Regions from separate parts of the Homo sapiens genome. Here region 1 is linked to region 2. A link is a loop called in an ENCODE intact Hi-C map of the cell type or tissue named here. Cell type or tissue: ascending aorta. All regions are shown on one strand. Each heading gives the region's core, and the rest is flanking DNA. Links, peaks and the distances in the headings are about the cores only.

The links. Hi-C counts contacts between places; a loop is a spot of excess contacts. Peaks named below come from ENCODE experiments on the same cell type or tissue, not always from the same donor. Only the 100,000 strongest peaks of a DNase experiment are listed, where the experiment ranks them.
Region 1: a loop joins it to region 2, with 2.3 times the contacts of the local background. A loop is called at or near these places in 2 of 110 quality-filtered maps.

What each region holds. Positions count from the first base shown.
Region 1 is chr1:170,216,402-170,226,912 of GRCh38, reverse strand. All of the region lies in intron 1 of LINC01681 (long intergenic non-protein coding RNA 1681), which reads right to left. Among named protein-coding and RNA genes, the nearest start is that of LINC01681, 47 kb to the right of the region's middle. In ascending aorta, for the core only: no CTCF peak of the experiment used is centred there; a DNase peak (open chromatin) is centred at 5,682; H3K27ac peaks cover 1,251 bases.
Region 2 is chr1:170,304,823-170,315,333 of GRCh38, reverse strand. No RefSeq gene overlaps it. Among named protein-coding and RNA genes, the nearest start is that of LINC01142, 26 kb to the right of the region's middle. RefSeq lists an enhancer at 1-240. In ascending aorta, for the core only: no CTCF peak of the experiment used is centred there; DNase peaks (open chromatin) are centred at 5,533 and 7,763; H3K4me3 peaks cover 647 bases; H3K27ac peaks cover 3,393 bases.

The DNA of each region.
Region 1 (10,511 bases), core at 1,064-9,063, 88 kb after region 2:
CAGAAATTATTCCTGAGGTCACATGGTGTGTTAACTCCTTACTCCTCATCACAGTAATGATGGCTCAGACAAACTATCATGGACTCAATGAATCCTCAGCTGGAGAAAATATCTGGGAAAGGGACCTCAAGGTGTCTAACGTATAAAACAAGGAGGAGAAGCAAATATTGACAGAAATCTGAAAATATTGCCTTTTCAGTGGTAAAGACAACACTCAGATATTCTGTGGTCAAGTAGGGAATTGGAAGGTAATAAAAGAAGGAGGAAAGGAAGAAGAAATGGAAAGAAGGAGAGAGGAAGGGAGGGAAGGAGGGAAGGAGAGAAGGAAGGCAGGGAGGGAGGGAGGGAGGAAGGGAGGGAGAGAAAAGGGCAAGAAAGAAAACTTTCACCAAACTGATACCTGTCAGATAAAAGAGATTGGGGCCATAAATTTCTCCCGGCATTTCTAATGGGATTTTAATACAGCATTTGGCCATCATCTTTTTTTCATTCCTGTAATGACATACATGCCCAAAGTGTAGCCATGGAGCCTCTGAACTCTGTATATTTCTGTAATACACAAAGAAAACAGCTGTCACATCCATTTTAAGGAACTTTTAAATACATTACAGTGAGGTCTACAGGCTCCGAATCCAAAGGGAAAGGCACAAAGTCTGTCTGTACATCATCTGTGATGGGCCTGAAATCCAGCCAAGGTAGATTTTTTTTTTAAATAATAAAATAAAATGTTGTGTTTTTTTTTTAAAGGAACATTATATTTTTAAACTGGAAATAATTGTATTTTGTGTCTTATATGGCATCTGAAAGTGATTTAGTAGAACAATGTGGTTTCTGATTGGTATTTGAATTGGTTCCAGAACATTTTTCATAATAACCATCTTAAAGATCCCAATTATCTGATCCTCTTTCCCCCCTTCACATGGTTTCATAGGAGCTTTCCAGAGAGAAAGAGAAACCTGCAGAGGCAGGCAAGCCAACTCACATCTAGCTAAACAGTGTGTGCCTGCTAGGCCCAAAGGAAAAGGCCTGCTTGTTATTTTGAGTTGTCCAGGATGCATTTATGACTCAATAAAGGAGGCCTTGGCATTACCAGAATAATTACTTACTAAAACAAGCCTATAAAACCAAAATGTTGCCTCAACTAAAAGGCAAACAGAGAACATTCTTTTTCTTTTAGTGTTAACATGTAAACCTAGTGAAGTGTATTTAGATTTCTATAAAATCAGCTCTGGGTGCAAAAGGGATGGTTGATTTACCAGGTGGACAGCATCACCAATGCCCCGGGGTTACAAAGGGGCTAAGGGGAAGTGGTCCTGTCAAATATGAAAGGATGCTCATCCATAATGGACCCGGCCTTGCTTGTCACAGGCAGAAATTATGGCTTGGTGGTGAAGAAGCAGACTCCGGAGTCTGACAGTGGGATCTGAGGCTGCACCACCGTAAGCAGTGTGATGTCGGCCGTGACCCAAACTCTCTGTGTCTCATCTGCATGGTGGAGATAATGTCATATCTGTTTTATGGGATCATTGAAAAAAAATGAATAAAATAATACATGTAAACGGCTTCTTAGAACAACACATGGTATAGAATATGGCACACAATGGTAGCTCCGATGTTTACAAATAATGGGATCCATTATTGTAACAAAAGTAACTTTCATTTTTTACATATATTAGTAATAAGCATAAAATTTTTAAATATTGTTAATTCTGCCTTTTATTCTTTCATTTGAAATGTTTTTATTTCATTTCATTTTTAGTTGACAAATAACTATATAAATATGAGGTGCAATGTGATGTTTTCATATATACATGCATTGTAGAATGACTAAATCTACCTATTTAGCATATCCATTACCTCATGTACTTATCATTTTTGTGTGGTAAGAACATTTAAAATCTACTCTTTTTGCAGTTTTGAAATATGCAACCTGTAGTCATCATGCTGTACAATAGGTTACTAAAACTTATTCCTTCTGTCTAACTCAAACTTTATACCCTTTGACCAACATCTCCCCTTTCTCCATCACCCCTCCCATCCCCACCAGCCTCCGGTAACCACCATTCTACTCTCTATTTCTTTGAGTTTGACTTTTTTGTGACAACATGGATGAACCTGGAGGACATTATGCTAAGTGAAATAAGCCAGACACAGAAAAACAAATACTACATGAGCTCACTTACATGTGGAATCTAAAAAAGAATAAATATTTTTGGAACACTAAGTGTCAGCACATAGTGTCTGACACTATGCTAAGCATTTCAAATAGTGTATCCCGCTTAATCCTCTCAAGGTAAAATTCCTATCCAACCTCTGGTAAGTGGAGAACTAGAAATAGGGTTGCCAGATTTAGCAAATAAAAATACAAGATAACTAGTTAAATATGTATTTCAAACAATAAATATTTCTTTAGAATAAGCATGTCTGAAGGGTCGCAAGGGATAGAGTTACATATCTTACAACCCTAACTAGAGACCAAGATCCCAGATCTATTTCATCCAAAGCCCATCCTCTTTCTACCCTCACTACACTAAACTACAGGCAGAATATAACTTATTCTTTGTATATTTCTTTCTTTAGTGACATGGTTTGGCTGTGTCCCCACCCAAGTCTCATTTTGAATAATATCCCCCATAATTCCCACGTGTTGTGGAAGGAACCTGATGGGAGATAACTGAATCATGGGGACGGTTTCCCCCATACTGTTCTCGTGGTAGTGAATAAGTCTCACAAGATCTGATGGTTTTATAAGGGGTTTCCCCTTTTTCTTGGCTCTCATTTTCTCTTGCCTGCCACCATGTAAGATGTGACTTTTGCCTTCCACCATGATTGTGAGGCCTCTCCAGCCACGTGGAACTGTGAGTCCATTAAACCTCTTTTCTTTATAAATTACCCAATCTTGGGTATGTCTTTATCAGCAGCATGAAAATGGACTAATATACCTAGTATTTTTTCCCAAACAAGAAGTTTCTTCAGGAAGAAATATATTGTTCATAAATTGCATTTGGTTATCAACTATCAGGGAAAGTAAAATGCTGAGGCCAAGTAAGATAAACCATTGCAGCTGGCTAAAGCGCTGCCACTTCAAGAGCTGTCACATCAAATCTCTTTGTTTTCCTGAAATTATGATCTTAGGACATGTCAGCAATTACTAAAAGCCTTTAAACACAAAGTATCCAAATAATATTATATGTTGGGAAAAAATATTTTTGCATCACAACTTACAGCTATAAATTTTACTTTAAAGTATTTTAAAATTTTTTTCTCAATGATAAAAATCCACAATCTTACTCACTCATTCAACAAATATTACTGATTGTCTCTATGTCAAGGCACTATATAGATGCTAAATAAGCCAAACAAACACCATCCTTGCCCTCATGGATTTACACTCTAGTGAAGGAGCATAAGATAATTAAATAAGCACAAACACAAATGCATAGTCACAACCATCACAAGATCTATGGAAAAGTACATGAAGAGATGAGCCTAATAGTGGGACTTGAGTTCAGAGAGGGCTTCCAGGAAGTGGTTATACCTGAGCTGAGACCTGAACGATGAGAAGGATTTAACCAGAAAGTATTAATGGGAGGGTTAATAGCATATGCAAAGATCCCCTGGGATAAAGGAGCATGGCAAGGATGAGGAACTGAAAGATTTATTCAGCTGATGTGGAGAAATGAGGCATGGGCAGTATTGTGGATAGATGAGACAGAAGATACGACATATTAATTATGGTAGACTTGCCTGCAGCAACAAATAGACCCCATAATAGCTTATAATAAGTATGCATTTCTTTCGCACATAACCTTCCAAGAAACCACAGGTCAAGGATGGTAATGAAAGATCCTTGGGGATCCACTTCAGAGATTCATGCTGATACTACTCTTTATCTTCAAGATGCGGCTTTCATCATGAGTATTGCCATTGAAGTCACCTGGCAAGATCATGAGTAATGCACACTGAAGGTATTTATGGGCTAGGTACTAACAATAAGGGAATCTGGAAACTGTAAACTATCTGTCACAGGAACAAGAGGAATAGGCATTACTGAACAGCTTGCAATCTCTACCATAAGCAGGTGGGGCCAGATGATGCAGTGTCTTATAGCCCTCATTGAGGAATTTTGCTTTTATCCAAGACCAAAAGAAATCCACTGAAGGGATTTAAATAAAGAAGAGGGGCATGCTCAGATTTGTATTTTGAAAAGGTAAATCTGGCAACAAATTGGAGAATATATTATAAGTGTGTCAGAGTGGTCTTAGGGAGATCAGTTGGGAAGATATCATGGCAATTCAGGCAAGACATCATGGTAGCATGGAACAGAGTAGTTGGTGGTGCTAGAAATAGAGAGAAGTAGATACACAGACGTAGTAACGCCATACAACAAAGCATTGGCTAAGCAGCAACAGGCAAATAGATAATACATCTGTTTTCTTTGTTGCACTATTTTCTACTTCTTGTTATCCCCTAGCTCTCCTTAGTTTCTTTTGCACCACTAGGGTTCTTGGTCACCATCAGTAACAGTGAAGATATAAAAATTATGATAAAAATTTCTGAAATCTGGAAAAAGTTATCAGAAGGGCACTGAGGGCCTCTAGATAGACTCTCTAGGGTACGAATTGATTCAGCACAGCCCGACTTTTTAAAAAAATATTATACAGGTAAAACAAAGTTAAAATTTTTTAAAAGAACAATGGAATGCACATCAGACAGGGAGTCAGAAAATAGAACTTGTATGTTAATTTTTTATTGTTTTCCTGTACTGAAAATGAGGGCAATAAACCTGTATATGCTATCTCTTGGGATTTGGTGGTTGTGAGGAGCAAATGCCATAGAGATCATGTATACTGAGGTCCACAGTGGTTCATGTTAATAGTGTTCGAAACTCCCTAGTGTTTGAAGTTCCTATAATTGCTTTTCAAACTATTTAAGGAGATATTCATCAAAGTATTGGCACATAAAAAAAAGAATTGTATGTTCAAAAGTCTGTTTATTCTTTTCTTGCTTTTACTGCAACCCAATATACCAGTAAATGAAAGTTATTTGCCTAGTATAAAGGACTAAACAAACACAAGGTATATAGGCTTGATATTCAGTGTGCAGTTTAATTGGAGAGTTGAGAGTTTGGTTGTTTTTACTGGTGTGAAAGAGGGAGACTACTCAACCCTCTGTTTGAAAATGATCTTTCTCAAGGCTACTGAATTTGGTTTTCCCCTTCGTCACCTAACAAGCTAAAAATAGTAAGAGGTAACACATTAAATAGTATGCATTATTCCAAGAAACATATGAGTGTGCACATATATACATATACATATTCACACACACACACACACACACCCTTCACCACAATCCTATCGGGGGGGGGGTACTATTATCACCATCTCTGTTTTACAGATGAAGAAACTGAGGCACTAAGAGGCTAACAAACTTGTCCAGAGTCACAAAGCTAGTAAGTAGCTGAGCCATAATTCAAACTCAGGCCTTCTGACTCCAGACTCCATGCTCTTTAACCCCACTATGCTACCTCTTTGTAATGTACTAAGTGCTGAATAATGTGCTATACTCTGCTCCTAACCAGGCTGTCCCCATTCCAGTTATTGCGTTGTTTTCTCCAGAAGAATGTTCACTGACAACACTCTGTCAAAATTACTCCAAGAATTACCACTCACTTGGCCCGCAGTTATTAAAGCAAGGCTAGTAAGATAATCCCAGATGGGTGGGAGAACTGGAAAATTCCACAACAAACTGTGCAGTCAGCTAGAGCCTTGCCCAAAAGGAGCAGGTTGCTGCCACATAGTTGCTCTGTCAGGATGATGAATTCCAGAGCTCTTCAAAGTGCAAAGGTGAGGAAGTAAGGATTCTGGCCTTCCTGTTCTAGTGCCCGGTATCTTGTGGGGTGATTACAGAGAAAGCAGTGCTTGAACTGAATCTTGGAAGTTGAATAGATGCTTATTGAACTAACAACAGGGAAGTGATTCCAAGGAGAATAAAGGGACAGAAATAAGGTAATGAGGAAAGCAAGGGTCTGCAGAATGGAGACCAAGTATACAAGAAGGCTAGCCTGAGTCAGGTCATGGAAGGCTTTGTGGAATTTAGAAACTTCATTCTTTATAGATCCAGGGAGTCACTGGAGAGAGCTGAGTAGATGGTTAGTAAATTTAGAATACCAGAGAAGGTATCAGGTGTAGGGGAAAGATTATAGTTTCAACTTTGGACTTTATGAGTTTGAGATACTCGTAGCACATTGACTACAGGTGTTCTGTGGACACATGGAAATAAATGCTATCGTTCAGAAGAGACACGTGGACTGAAAACAGATTTGGGAGACAACCCCAGTTAGCTAGTAGTTAAAGCTCTGAGCATAAATAAATTTCCTAGATGAATATATGAGATGGAAATAAGATAGAAATCATAACCCTGAGGAATAGCCCACCTCTGAGAATGGAGGACAGATGAAAGATGAGGCTGGTGAGTGGCAACAAGTCAGGAGAATCACATGAACACGGCATTAGAGACGCCAAGGGAGGAAAGAACATTATTCAAAAGGGCGTGGGCAAAAATGTCAGCTATCTCAGAGGGGTCAAATGAGGTGAGGGCTGAAAAACCCTCCCTATTTCAATGGAGTGGCAGGGCCACCTCCTAACTACAGGGGGTAAAAAGTGAACATGAGGTTAGGAAGTAAAATGAAAGCAGGTAGAGAGGACTCTTCAGTGGAATGAAAGACAGAGATAGCAACGTGGCAACCAGTCTGTGTTCTGTTCCTCAGTGTTTCTCCAAGAGCCTGGGAGGTGGCACTAAATCATGTAGCCCTTGTTTCTCTGACAGCCTTTTAGAAAAGATCAGTGTTATAGACAACCCCCAGCCCCTAGTTGTTGCAGTCTCCTTTTGGAGTCTGGTAATCAATTTTTTAGGTTCTTTCCCAAATCTCTAAACTGAGTAACTTGATACACTAGAGCCTCTTTGGGGACTCATTTATCTAATATATAACAAGAACATATGAATGTCCCAAAATGCAGGTTTTATGGGTATTGGGGGCACAGAGCCACTAATTGAACTGAGTCTTTTCCACTGTCATAAAATCCAGGTGATTTCACAGGTTGAAGGGGATTTTCATTTATTATTTTTATTTTCCTCTTGGGTTTGTTAGTATGCTTTTTCATATTAATCATGCAATCTCAGGAGCATTATTTAAGATGAGACTGTTCAAAAGACCTCAACTCTGTACAGATTTCCCCCACTTGCTTTTCACCATGTTTAAAACTCCACCGTTTGTTATCCTGATCTCTCCCCTTACATTTTGTGTGATCTTGGATGTGTACCTTAAATTCTTAGGCCTCAGCGGCCTCATCTGTTCAGAAAGGGCACTGGACAAGATGCTCAATAAAACCATGCATTATTCTACGTCAGGGGTTGACAAACATCCTATAAAAAGCCAGATAATAAACACTTTCAGCTTTGCAAGCCATATGGTCTCTAACACAACTACTCAACTCTGTCATGATAACCCTGAAGCAGCCAGAGACAATATGTAAACAAATGATCATGACTGTGTTCCAATAAAACTTTATTTACAAAAACAGACGGTAGGCTGGATTTGGCCGGTGGGCTATAGTTTGCCAACAACTTTTCTAAACCTTAAAATTAAGTCCTTCAGTATACAAAGTTGGACCCCTCAGAATGACCTATTAAAATATTCATAGGCTAGGAAAGGCTAACTATTCAGCTACTGCCAGTCATTATGTGGCATGAGTCACTAAATGAGAAGAGCAAATGAGAAGACCAAAAAATGTAAGGTTTACTATTTTATCAGTAAACAATCTGGTTTCTCAAAAGGTAGGTGAGAAAAAATTACCAAAAATATAGTTAAACTTAGGAATTCAGTTTGATCCATAATATAAACAGTCTATTTTAAGAAGTATTTAACATATTTTTTGTTAAAAAAATTCTAATTTCTTTGAAAGCCTTTCAGCCTTGGGTTAAAGGCAGTGATACATGAATGAACAAGGAAGAGGAGTATGACTGGTGGGACCTCAAAGTCCATAAAGGAAGAGTCAGGGTTCTCAGGAGCAACGTCCCCCTCCCTGTGTCTCTGGGGTACCATCTTTGTCAATACAGGTGCTGCCTGCCTCACTGGCATACAACAGCTGAGGTCTGTGGTCAGTTTAACTTTCCATCTAGTAGGTCTTAGCTTGGGCTTGGCAGGGCTCAGCAGTGACCCTTGGCTGGCTCTGCCTCACCTCAGCTCCTATTGGTGTTAGAGACCCTTATGAGGTTTGGCTGTGACTATCATTAGGCCCTAGTTCGAGGGTTCTGCCTTGCAACTCCTGCTACAGAATTGTTTCACCCTCCCCAATACAGTGACACCCACTTTGCCAAGTTTCCTAACCAGATTTCCAGTTCTTTCTGGAATTTGTCTGTGCACAAGGGAACCAAGCATGCCTCAGGAAAGGATGACCTCAGAGTTTCTTCTGCCTGAGCTCACTACATTCTCTGGTTGATTTGACTGTGACCCAGGTTAGTTTAGGGCAGCCTGTAAGCTGGCCACCTCCCAAGTCCTAACCGGCTTCTTGGAGCTTACTATTTACCTTATAGTAAATGGGGAGAGAGATGTTCGATTGCTTCACTGATTTACTCTCCCACCCGCTTTATCTCACAATCCCTAGAGCCAAAAGAGGGGCGGGCTTTTCTTTTACTACCCTCTGCGGCCATGGAGCTCGCCTGGGGATTGTAGCAGAAGAGTCATCTTCTCTATGCTAGAGGGGTGTTCTCAGAGAACGAGCACTTCAAGCTAAGTTGTTCATATACCAAAGGAGCAAATAATTTATTTGGAACAAACTTTCTCAACAATGCCTGGCTGCCTCTCAAGCCTATTGTTTTGTTCAAAATCTATCTTGTATGTTAGAATCTGACTAATTCCTATCTATCTGGTTGAATTCCTTATAAAACAAATTATAGTTTTCTCCCAGGCTAACAGATAGATGAATGAATTTGAAGCACTGGGATGAAGATCTTATATTCCAAGAGATAGAATGAGGAGCACATATTTCCAAAATATATCATTACCAATTAATTGGCAATTCATTCTAAATTCATTCAGTAGTTCTTTCCACAAAGACAGCTGAATAAAGGGAGTCTCTTAAGAGAACTAAGCTCAGGATGGATGGTAGTAATGCAGAGAGAGAGAACAGCACACAGAAGCAGTTTGGTGATATGCCAAGGGAGACATGCTGGATCTCCAGAGAGAAGAGGAGGAAAGCTGTAGAATGCATTTTGCAGTGTGTCTAGGACCCACATAGCCAAATATTACAGTGGGAGAAAAGGAGCTGAAGCATGAATCAGTCTGCAATCCAGCAAAAGATTTTGAGGAGAGGACTGAAGTAACGAGCTAGGGCAGCGATTTTGCATTTTATAAGGACTAGAACTTAGAGTCAGTCGTTTTGGTTAATGGTGTCGGAGTACATAGAACCTTGTTCAGAAATAGGTCAAATATATTCAGTTGATTGTCCATGTGTGGTCCTTTGGACTATGGGACCAGGCTTAAAATTTAGGAGATGATGATAGTGGGCGGTCCAATAGAATGTTCCAAGAGGAATTAACAAGAACACCTCAAGAGAAACTGACTTTAAAATCTTTACTAACTAGATAGTTTATATTTGATTAAAAGATGGATAATTGCTTATAATCAGAAATGTATACCTGCAGTCTAAATGCCATTTTGCTACCTACAAAGCCATGGAAAATTAATAGGCAATTTACTCTTGACTTGGAAGAGAATTATATAATTTTAAAAGTGTATTTTTTTCTTAATTGTGTCATCCCATCGCTGATATCAGCATTTGTTGAGCATCACTGACTAGAAAAGAGATGGAAGTTAGTAAAACAAGCCAACCTAGCATTAAATTGCTCCTCTGAGAGTAGAATATGTTCTTCATTTATTGACTATGCATAGGATTTACAAAATAATCCCAGGCACTTGGGGATACAGAATAAAGATTACTGATTCCTGCCGGAGCCCCAGAGGGCAAGGCTGCAGTGAGCTGAGATCCCGATGCTGCACTCTAGCCCAGAGTAATAGAGTGAGACCCTGGGTCAAAAAAAAAAAATGTACTGATTCCTATCCCCAATGAGATTATGGTCTAATGGGAAAGAAATAAAACATACAAAATCAACACAAATACACACAAATGTACACAGCAATTACAAGAAGGAGGTGACTGTATGGAATCAAGAATTAGGCTGATTAGTTGGGGAATGGTTAGGTAAACCTCAAAAGATGTATAAAGGAAATAGGGATATAGTATGAAGGTTGTTATCAATGTACTTTTAGAGAAAATTTTAGTTTTATGACACTCCTTAATGTCTAAACCTGTAGCATGTAATCTCCAACATCTAAGAAAGTTTATTTCTAAGACTTACCACCTAATACCCCCAAATAACCACAACGTTTAAAGATATGTTACCAACCTCATGAACTGCTATTTCTCTAATTAAAAAAAAAATCTAAATTA
Region 2 (10,511 bases), core at 1,152-9,151:
TTATCACAATCACTTTGATTATTGTGCAGAGAAGGGAACAATGGTCAGAGCAGGAGCCCAGCTAGGAGGCCATTGTTATTCCCCAGAATTATTGAATTGATTATGCCTAGCTGGTAGTTGGTATTTCCTGTCATTTTTGAGGTCTTCTAAATGCCAAGTGTGATTCTATAGCGTCTCTTTCCTGGGCTCTATAACTTTTTCTCCCTCGGCATAACATGCATGAAACAAACCTCACTATTTATTCCTGCTGCTGGATATCCCTGCTGATTCTGAACAATGACAGCCCTGACACAAAGAACTGCAGATGATGTTGAGTTGAGAGAGTGGGAAGTACCTCATACTGGCTCTTCAACACCTGCTCCAGTCCCCTTTGCATGTGTCTTCCTGTACTTCAGAGACTGGAAAAGCAGAAAGGAGAATGATGCTTTCCAGGTCTCCTGGTAGCTCCAGTTTCTAGGGGGATTTGATTTCCTCCATGCACACACACTGCTGCAAGACTTGGAGGCAGAAGAGAGCACAGGGAGGGGGTGGTCAAGTAGAGAAAGGCGAGATTCTCTGGAAAGGATGGTGTCAAGGAGGAGGAGCCTGGATTCTTTAAGAGGAGCTGACATTCTCCTGTCACAAGTGCCAAGTGGTGAGCAACCAGGCCATGACAGAGGGATGTGCCTCAGAACATCATTTCCCCTGGATGCTGTCCTTGGCCAGTACTCCCCAGCTTGGTAAGTTCCATGGACCATTTAGAAATTCTGTATATTTCCAACAGCCTCTAATAAACCCTGTTTGACTCAATGAGTCTAAGATGGCTGTAGAAGATTCTGCAGTCTAACCTTAGTTTTAGACTTCAGGAAGGACAGGGAAGCAAAGGGGATTTCATCAGTGTTCTGTCCACCTTCTAAGGAGACTTCCTGGAAGCCTCCCACAGAATTTCACTTACATCTTGCTAGCCATAGAAACTTAGTTACATGGCCACACCTAGGTGCAAGGAGGCTGGGAAATGTAGAAGTTTAGCTGGACACCTTTTCATCTCAATAAATAAAGGTTTTCTGTAGTAAAGAAGTACTTCTTTCTCTTAGTAAAGAAAAGGGAAATAGATATTGGGTAGGCAGTTTGCAGTCTCTGCCACAAAGGATACACATTATTTTAGGGTCTTGATACATATTGCTAAATTGCTTTTTTTTAGAAATGTTTACACTCTCATCATCATCAAAAATGAAAAATAAAACATGGGGAAAAATTAAGTGTACATATCCAAATGTTTGTTATAGCCAAAAACGTGTCTCTTCATATCAACAAAACAAATATTCAAGTGCCTAAAATGTGCCAGGTTTAGTCCTAGAAAGTGGGAAGAAAGCATGAAACAAAACAGGCAAAGAGCCCTGTCCTCAAGAGAATATGGTTGCAAAATTTGCCACTTAAGGACTGTGTTTTCATAAGCCCAACCACCAGATTGGCTGGTTAAATATTGATTGTTGGCAAAAATTGTGATTTGGGTTTTGTAATGGTGATCTAAAGCCTTCCTTTTGACATAGATTGTTTGAATGTAGAATTCATAGTCTGTTGAGGGTGCTAATTTGTGGCAATGAAGTTTAGTAGTAAAGTTCCAGAATATAGATCTTACTATTCTCCAAGGTGTTCAGTGGTGAAACTGTCTCATCTAAGAAAGTGATCCTGTAAAAAAGGTTAAAAGTTGGGGTAGGGGGGTGTGCAGGTAGAGGACAAGAGCCAGCAAGTCTAAAAACACAGAAAATGAGAGCGTGTGAAGGGAGCTGTGAGTAGCGCCTGATCAAGCAGATGCCAAGTGAAAGGGTGACAGTGGCAGCAGATGAATCACAGTAAGGAGTGGGCCAGATCATGATACTGTATTAAAGAATTACAATTTTATTCTTCTGGTAAAAGGAATCATTAAAAACTGCAGAGCAGGATGTGATGTTATCAAAGTAAATAAAAGGATAGAGGCAAAGTTATTAGCATGGCGCCTGGCACCTAGTAAGCCCAGATAAAATGTTAGCTGTAATGATAATTATTATTCCTTGATTACAAGCATCACTCTGGTAGCAGTGCGGAGGATGGGTGCGGGACGGGGAGATTAATTAAGAGGATTTGGACAGTTGACAACGTGAAAAGAAGAAGATAGAGAAAAGAGACATTCAGGAGAAAAACAACAAGACTTACTGGAAGATGAGGTTGAAAAGAAGAATGTAGGGTGCCAACGTGGGTGCCTAGGTATGTGATGGACCCATTCACTGATAAAAGATGTGGGCAAGGGAATGTTTTTGTAGGGAAATGATGAGGTGCCTTTAGCACATCCAGATAATCATGTCCTCTTGCATCTCAATTTTCTATTCCAATCCAAAACATTGATATTACACCATTTCAAGGGACCTGCTGCTTCCATTCAAAGGGTGACAAAGACTTCAAATGCTTTGGCTGGACTCACGATCTCTGTTAGAACCAAATGAGGAACAAGATCACCTGTCATCCTACTGTTCTCTTGCAACCTGGGAATTATTTCTTCCAGGCTTTCAAGCCTGTTAGCTCATGTGCAGGAGGAAGCAGAACATTTACTCAGGCTCCTTGCAAGGCTGGTTGCCACATGAAGATGCTCACCAAAACCAAATTTATGCTTTTATTTTTTCCGCTTATCTTGTCAGGAGTGGGAGCTGAGAGAGGGGAACTGCAGTAAGGCTGTTCTCTTGCCTCAGTGGCAGAGAGCAAGGAGGGCCTCAAGGAGCTCTGCTTGCCCACCTGGACCATTTAAATTAAGAGACGAGCAAGATGCCAAGTGCACAAGGGCAGACTGCCTGTGCAATGAGCTCACAGAAAGGTTGTCTGGCAGGGGCAGCTTCTTTGAGGAATAAAATCCTTGTAATTCACTTCCCTTCACTAAAACACAGAACTTCCACATGTAAGAGCTGGGTGTCTTTGTAAAAGCAGGGGGAATTTATAAATTAGACATTATTAAATTGTGTTTTACTTGCAGCTCATTTATTTTTAGGCCTAGCATAATTGCTTTCAGACCTCGGGCTTGCTGCAGTGGTGATTTTGTCCAGCTCTGCAAGATGACCTGGAGACTCAACTCCAGGCACAGGGATAACAGTCCCCTGCTTCCTACACTCTAGAGGGTCAAAAGCAAAGCCCAGACCAAAGACAAGGGAGATGAGTTTTTGGTTCTACTCCTCAATCACCCAAGCTACTTGATTATGTTAAACCAAATCCAATCCCCTTTCTCTGCCCTCATACTCAGGTAACAGCTTTTAGTGTCCTTCTTTAGAAATATCAGTGTGTTATATAGAGTAATGGAGTCAGATCTGGATTGGGATCTCATTTGTACTCCTTGGTTGCTTCAAGTTAACTTAGTGCAAGTTAACTTAATCCTTCTGAGCCTTCAATTCCTTCACATGTAAAATGGGGCTAATAGTAGGACTGATCTAACGGGGTTGTTGTAAGACTGGCTAATATAACACAATGCATATGAAGATCTCAGCACACTGCTTGGTATTCTATAAATGGTAGACATGGTTAGATAGATGGATAGATCAAAAGTGTATGTTCAATATGGTCAGTGCATGCAGGCCAAGCTATGTAAGTTTCCAGTAACAAATAACCAAGTCCTGTCTAAAGATTTTTAATCAGAGCCAATATTCCAGATGAAGCAATCACTTTTGACTACCTACAGTCTTTCTGTGGGGAGAAACAAGATGTAATATTTTTAGAGCAGGTCCCACTAGTTAGTTTTAAATTATGTAAAATCTGCTGGGGTTCATCAAGCAAATTAATCCTTTCATTCTGGGGTCTTTTCTCCAGCAGTGACAGTTAAAATTTTGTAAAACTAACAAACAAACAAACAAAACAACAACACTGACAACTGCTTCTTTTCTTCCAGAACCCTTCCTGCTCATGGGTTAATTCCTCTTTATTCCCTGAAGAGGTAAAAACTTTAGAAACTAACACAAGGGATTCCATTACCATTTTTTATTAGTCATTTATCTACTGTTCCCATGTTACTATACTAGAAGAACTGTAACCACCCAAACACCATCTAAAAACACATAAACATAATTTGCAAGAAATTTTCTGACAGGTCCCCTTGGGCCTATTTGATATAAGCTTAGTAACAGAATGCATTTTAAGTCAGTACATTTTTCTGGCTAAAATTACCCATTGGTTCCATATTTATGTAAGAATGTGTTCATGCTCTCCTGGGGCTGGACTTCATCCTCCATACTCCCCCTGGGGTGTAGCTCTATAATGAACCAGTGGTTTTGATGACTTCCCGAAGTTCTCTCTCCTAGAACACATGATCTGGAAAGACTAAAACAGAGGCCAAAGGAATGCCTTGAGAACACTATTAATTTAGATGCTATGTCTTTAAGGAGTTGGGAGAAGCAGTATCAGGAGAGTTTAGCAGACCTGGGAACAAATAGAAGTTAATTCCTCTTTCGGTGTGCAAATGATGTTCTTCAGACTTACAGAGCCTGTCACACACAGCAAGCCTCCTGCCTTTCCCCTTTCCTGATCATCTCTCACTCAAAAACTAAATGTGCCCTTCTAAAACACAGCTATGTTTGAATAAGAGCTCTACATTAAACTCTTTAGACTTTGTAATGAAGGCACTAGCCTGGCACATATGCCCTTAACTTTGTGCCTTTCCAGCTTTGTCTATCACCGTCGCTGTCATATCCTCCACTTCAAACACGCAAAACTCATCCTTCCCCAAATTCACCATGATTTGCTCTCTCCAACATCTTTGTGTTGGCTGCTTCTTTTGCCTGGTGAAATCGCACCCATTAGTCAAAGCCCAGCTTAAATATAGTCTCCTAAGGGAAGGATTCCCAGTGCCTAAAACTGACATAGTCACTTTCTCCCCTGTGATCCTGGCACTTTGTAACAGGCCTCTACTGCAGCACAGTACACACTAGTTTGCAATTAATTTTTATTTGTCCCTCTCCCCTATTATATCGTGATATTTTCAAAGGATAAGAAACATGTTTTATGAATTTCATGTGCCCCAGTGTTTCAAAAGTAGTGAGTGAATTAAAGAATGAATGAATGAACCAACCCAGCACATGGGTCCAATGATAGATGGGAAAGAAGATGAGATATTAAGCAGGGACCCACCCTTTGCTTCCACATTGTCTGGACTAACCTACTGACTCAGTTTGTGAGAGTTTTCTGGGAGATGATACAAACAGACCCCCATGGAAAGACTCCCTGCTTACAGAAATGCAAGGGGGCCTTCATAGGATGAAAGAGCTTCTTAAGTTTTCTGTCATTAAAATTTACCAAAGAGAGGGCAGCATCAAAAAGTGCTATCAGTAAGAATAGAGGGGGACCATGCAAGAGAAAATTGGGTGCAAAGTTTCCTTTGCAGAAAAAGTACAGCTCTATGGGCTGGGAAATTCTTCCACTTAAGAGTCATATGCTCTGGAATGTGCAAGGGGAAACAGTCTCAGTAGGGTCTTGACTCAGCAAGGCCTGGAATTGATGCTTGGGCTGTTCTGCAAGGTCCTAGGGCATTTAGATTCACAGCGGCCTGAGCCCAGTTGCACACGCCGGCATGTATCAGTACAAGCTTTAAATCAGAACCACCCGTTACACCTCCTCCTCTCTCTCTGGCTCTGAGCCCTACCCTCAAAACCCCCTCCCTCCCTTCACTGCAGGCTCATTAAGGCCTTTCCCAGTGCAGAGACACTGCATTTGGGGGACTGTTGGAGTGTTTGATATTTTCCACTCTGCGTGTCAAGGGCATTTACAGTCGGCGTCAGAATGTTATGTCGGTCTGAGGAGGCACTTTGAAGTGTTTGTGGTAGAGGCCACATGTGCAAGCAAGATGTGCCTCCTCCCGATCCCTGGATCCCTGAGGTTCCTGCTCAGCTCTTTCCCAGAATCATGTGACAATGAACAACACCACTTAACCCTTTGCTTCGTAGTGTAGTAGCTGGTTATTATTACCCTTATTATTATTATTCATTATTTTGAAAAAGTACTTCATCCTCTTTCTACATCTTGGCTTTGGAGATGGTTTGGTGGCCTCTCCTTGCCTTCCAATCACTACTTCTTGGACCCTTTTTGTGGCTGTTACTGCTAACACTCTTACATAAATGCATATGTAGAAATATATTTCCAAATAGTACACACAAAGCAAATGCATATATCGTAATACTGTACAGATGGTGAAAGCAATGGGGTTCTTGACACTTTCATACCATTTCATAGTTCATTCCAAAAGCCAGCAGGCTGGCCAATCATCCCCTTCACCAATCCCAGAGTCTCTGATGCTCAGCCATCATCAACACAAGAAGCCCCCAAATGGCATCACTGTTTTTCCCATTTACTAAATGGTCATTCACAGGTAGTCTCTCCAATGTCACTCGGCCTATTCCGTGAAAATCTGGGGTCCTGAAACTCTGAGCTAAAATTTGAAGAAGAAAAAATATGAGACTTTCAGAGGAAATGTTATCAGCCAACCTGAGTCTCTTACTTGCTACATGGTTTGGCTCATGCAATGGAGTAGGGCTTAAGTTGATAACCTTCAAATCTCCTCTCAGCTTAAAGAGGTTCACTAATGCTCAGCTCTCAAATAGTCTGGAAAGGAAAGTCTTGGACATGGTAGAGTGGGCTGGGGTGGAGGCACATGGCTTCTCTCAGAGACAATGGGCATCAGTCTCTCCGGAGATCAGTTTATATTAACAAAGCACCAAGCAATACGGTGGAAACAAGACAGTTTTTTTTGTTTTTGTTTTTTTTTTGAGATGAGTTTTGCTCTTGTTGTCCAGGCTGGAGTGCAATGGCACAATCTCGGCTCATTGCAACCTCTGCCTCCAGGGCTCAAGCAATTCTCCTACCTCGGCCTCCAGAGTAGCTGGGATTACAGGCACACGCCACCACACCTGGCTATTTTTTGTATTTTTAATAGAGACGGGGTTTCACCATGTTGACCACGCTAGTCTTGAACTCCTGACTTCAGGTGATCCACCCACCTCAGCCTCTCAAAGTTCTGGGATTACAGGCATGAGCCACCACACCCGGCCAACAAGCAGTTTTTAATGAACATAAGTCACTTTCAGGCATTAAAAGATCAAGACCCTTTGGCAAAGTTGCCTTGGGCTCAACTCCATTATTTAGAATGATTTCTGGAGATATTTACTAAATATGGGATTATCCCCTGCAATAACAGCTATACTTCTTTATTTTGATTTAGGGGTCTGAAGAAAGAAAAGAGATGTGCTTTAACATTAGACTATCAAAATACTAATAATAGTTACTGTGACACAGACAATAATGTGCTAAGTAAAGCATTACCTTATTTAAGGCTCATAATAACCCTATGAGGTGAGCATTGTTCTCTGTATCTGAACCTCATGGAAGTTAATGGCATGCCCAAGGTGGTATTAGAAAATGGAGGGTCTAGGACATGGACTCAAAACTTTCTGACAGTTGGTGGGCCTTTGCCTGCTAGTCTGTATTATTTCCCCAAATAGTTAACCTTGTCTTTATTATTATGTTGTCCTAACAGTGACTCTAATTTATCGTCCTAACATTGACTTTAATATCTGCATTACTTATGTCCATGACACAGTTCTGCTTATTCAAGGTCAGGGTCAGTGACCTTTTCATCTCCTAAGACAACTCCTAGCATACTGCCTTCCCTGGCCTCACATGTTCCCCAGCTCTGAGTCAGGGGTGTTTCATCAATATCTGTTGAATGAAGGAATGAGTGAATGGCATGTAACAAGCCTGGGAAAGGTGCTGGAGCCTAAGGCAACAACATCTCTCAATTTCTGTAATGGAAGTCTGCCCTGGGACTCCCCCAACACAAACAGGACACTTTCCCAAAGCAGCCAGGGGATTCAAATCCTTTAATGCTGGGAATCCAGAAATCCTCCCCTGACAGCATAAACTTGCAGGCTTCTTGCACCTCTTTCTTCCAGTGCCACAGACTCTGAGCTTTATTGGCCTGCCAACAATTAGGCACACACACACACAAAAAAATGGATCAAAGAGGAGGACATTGGCTTACATAGTTTGTCAGAATAACTTTGCTGTTTGTATTTGCTATGCACAGTGTCAATTCTCTTCTACAAAATAGGGCATTTGCACCCCAGTAAAGAGCCTCACTGAGAAGAGCGACAAAAGGGAGAGAGTTAATAGTGCTCTGTTGCAAAGCTGTCTTATCTTGTAAGCTGTTCCCAGGAGGGCTGCTAGCATGGGATCAGAGGGGTATACCGTGTGTTTTTTTTGGGGGGGGAGGGGGTTGCTTTCTTTTTTTTTTTTTTTTTTACACATTGGTTGGAATGAGAAACCTTTCCAGTAACTGTGTTCTGGAAAGAAAATATTTGATATGGAATAGTGTCCATGACATGTGATCCCTAAAAAGCCCACTTGGACCAGTGCTTGAACCATGTTTTCAATCAAGAATTGCTACCTTCAGTACCTCCTGGCTTTCAACAGTGGAGACCCTGACCCAATAATTTCCTAAAAAGGCTTCTCCCTTTATATGGGTCTCTCTTCTTAGCAGAGCTTATTTATTTTGTTTCCAATGTACCAGAAAAGAGATATGTTTTTCTGTTGCTGAATGGATTAATCCAAGTATTTTTATTTGTCTTAGAGCAGAGTTGGCAGCTGGTTCTCACAGGAGAGGGGATTGGCAGCTAAATCAATTTTAAATTAGGCATTTGTCATGATTTAGCCTACTCATAAACCTTTAAAAAATCCCAAAACTTAAAGGTCAAAACTAACAGAACTAAGATCTGCCTGTTTTTTTGAATTAATAAAAAGAGTTGGTGGTTCTTTGCCTGCTAACCTGTATTACTACCCAAAATAGTTAACCTTTTCTTTATTATTTTATTATGCTACATTTTCCTCTACACTTTTAAATTTTATTTATGTTGTCTCTTTCTTCCCTTGTTTCATATTTTCCCTTGCTCACTGACTCATATCTTTCACTTTCTACACCCTCTGTTTTTTGCTCACTCGATATTGTGTGTTCCAGATTAGCAGTAGGGTGGGAAGCCAGTGGAAGATAATGCACTTTGGAAAGGAGAGTGTTATTTCTAATCTCTATCTGTAGCATTGTTCACTTCTGTATTAGTCTATTTTGTTTTGCTATAATAGAATATCTGAGATTGGATAATTTGTAAGGAAAAGAGGTCTATTTAGCTCCCTGTTCTGCAGGCTGGCAAGTTCAAGACTGATCAGCTACATCTGGTGGCTTCTAATGAGAGCCTCATGCTGCATCATAGCATGGTGGAGAAGTGAAAGGGGAAACAAGCATGTGAAAGAGAACAAACAGGAGAGGCAGCCTGGCCAAATAACAGCCCATTCTCAAGGGAGCTACTCCATTCCCATGAGAACTAACCCGGTCTCAAAATAAAGACATTAATCCAACTTAAGGACCTAATTACCTCTTAAAGGCATCACCTCCCAACACCATGACATTGGGGGCCAAGCCTCAACATGACATTTGGTGAGGACACATCATATTCACACTGTAGCAATGTCCATATAAGAAATTCCTCAGCAGCCTCCACCTGAGCACTAGCCTTTCTGTTGCTATTGCTTTCCTTCTTTATTTTCATTGTTTTCTTCTTTTTTTCTCTTTTCTCCTCTTCTATTTTCTCTGCTTCTATTCCAGAGGAAATAAAAATAACGATTATTTATTGATTACTGAACATAGGCTAACTATAATATTGCACACTTTTAAATTATGTCATTTAATAATAACTAGAATCCTAAAAGTTAAGTGATTCTCTTACCATTTTATAGATAACGAATCAATGCCTTGCCCAAGCCAGTGAGAAAATGGAATAAGGACCACACCCCAGCTTGCCCCAGTACATGTTGCCTTTAGAGGTGAGTTCATTCTCCATTTTTCTGCTGACTTCAGGCCTGAAGGTTCCAGTTGCCATAAGGGTGCTGGGTGCAGGCCCTTTCATTTAAGATCTAGATTCCTGGGGCTTGAGACGTTGACATTTAGGCTCAAGTTTCCTTTAGGTATGTTTTCAGCAAGGATATCCCAAGGCTAATGGGAGTGTAAGAGGAAGAAGGAGTCCTTTGGTTTTCTTTTATCAATTGTTATTCATTTAGATAATTTTTATTTTTTAAATAGAAGAAATAAGATCTAGTGTTTGGTAGCATAATAAGGTGACTATAGTTAAAAACAAATTATTTGTATATTTCAAAATAACTAGAAAAGTGGAATTGGAATGGTCCTAACACACAAAAAATGTAAATGCCTGAGGTGATGGATCAGTTACCCTGATTTGATCATTACATATGGTATGCTTGTATCAATGATTCACATATACCCCATAAATATGTACAACTATTATGTACATACAGAAGTACAACTATTATATACATAACAATAAAAATTTTTAAAAACACCCCAAAAATGAAGTTTGCATTTATCACATCATTTTAATTTTGCATTAGGGTGTAACTCACTAAAAATGAAAATAAAAATACTTTTCAGTAGGAAAACACATTAATTTTAAAAAAAGCCTAGTATA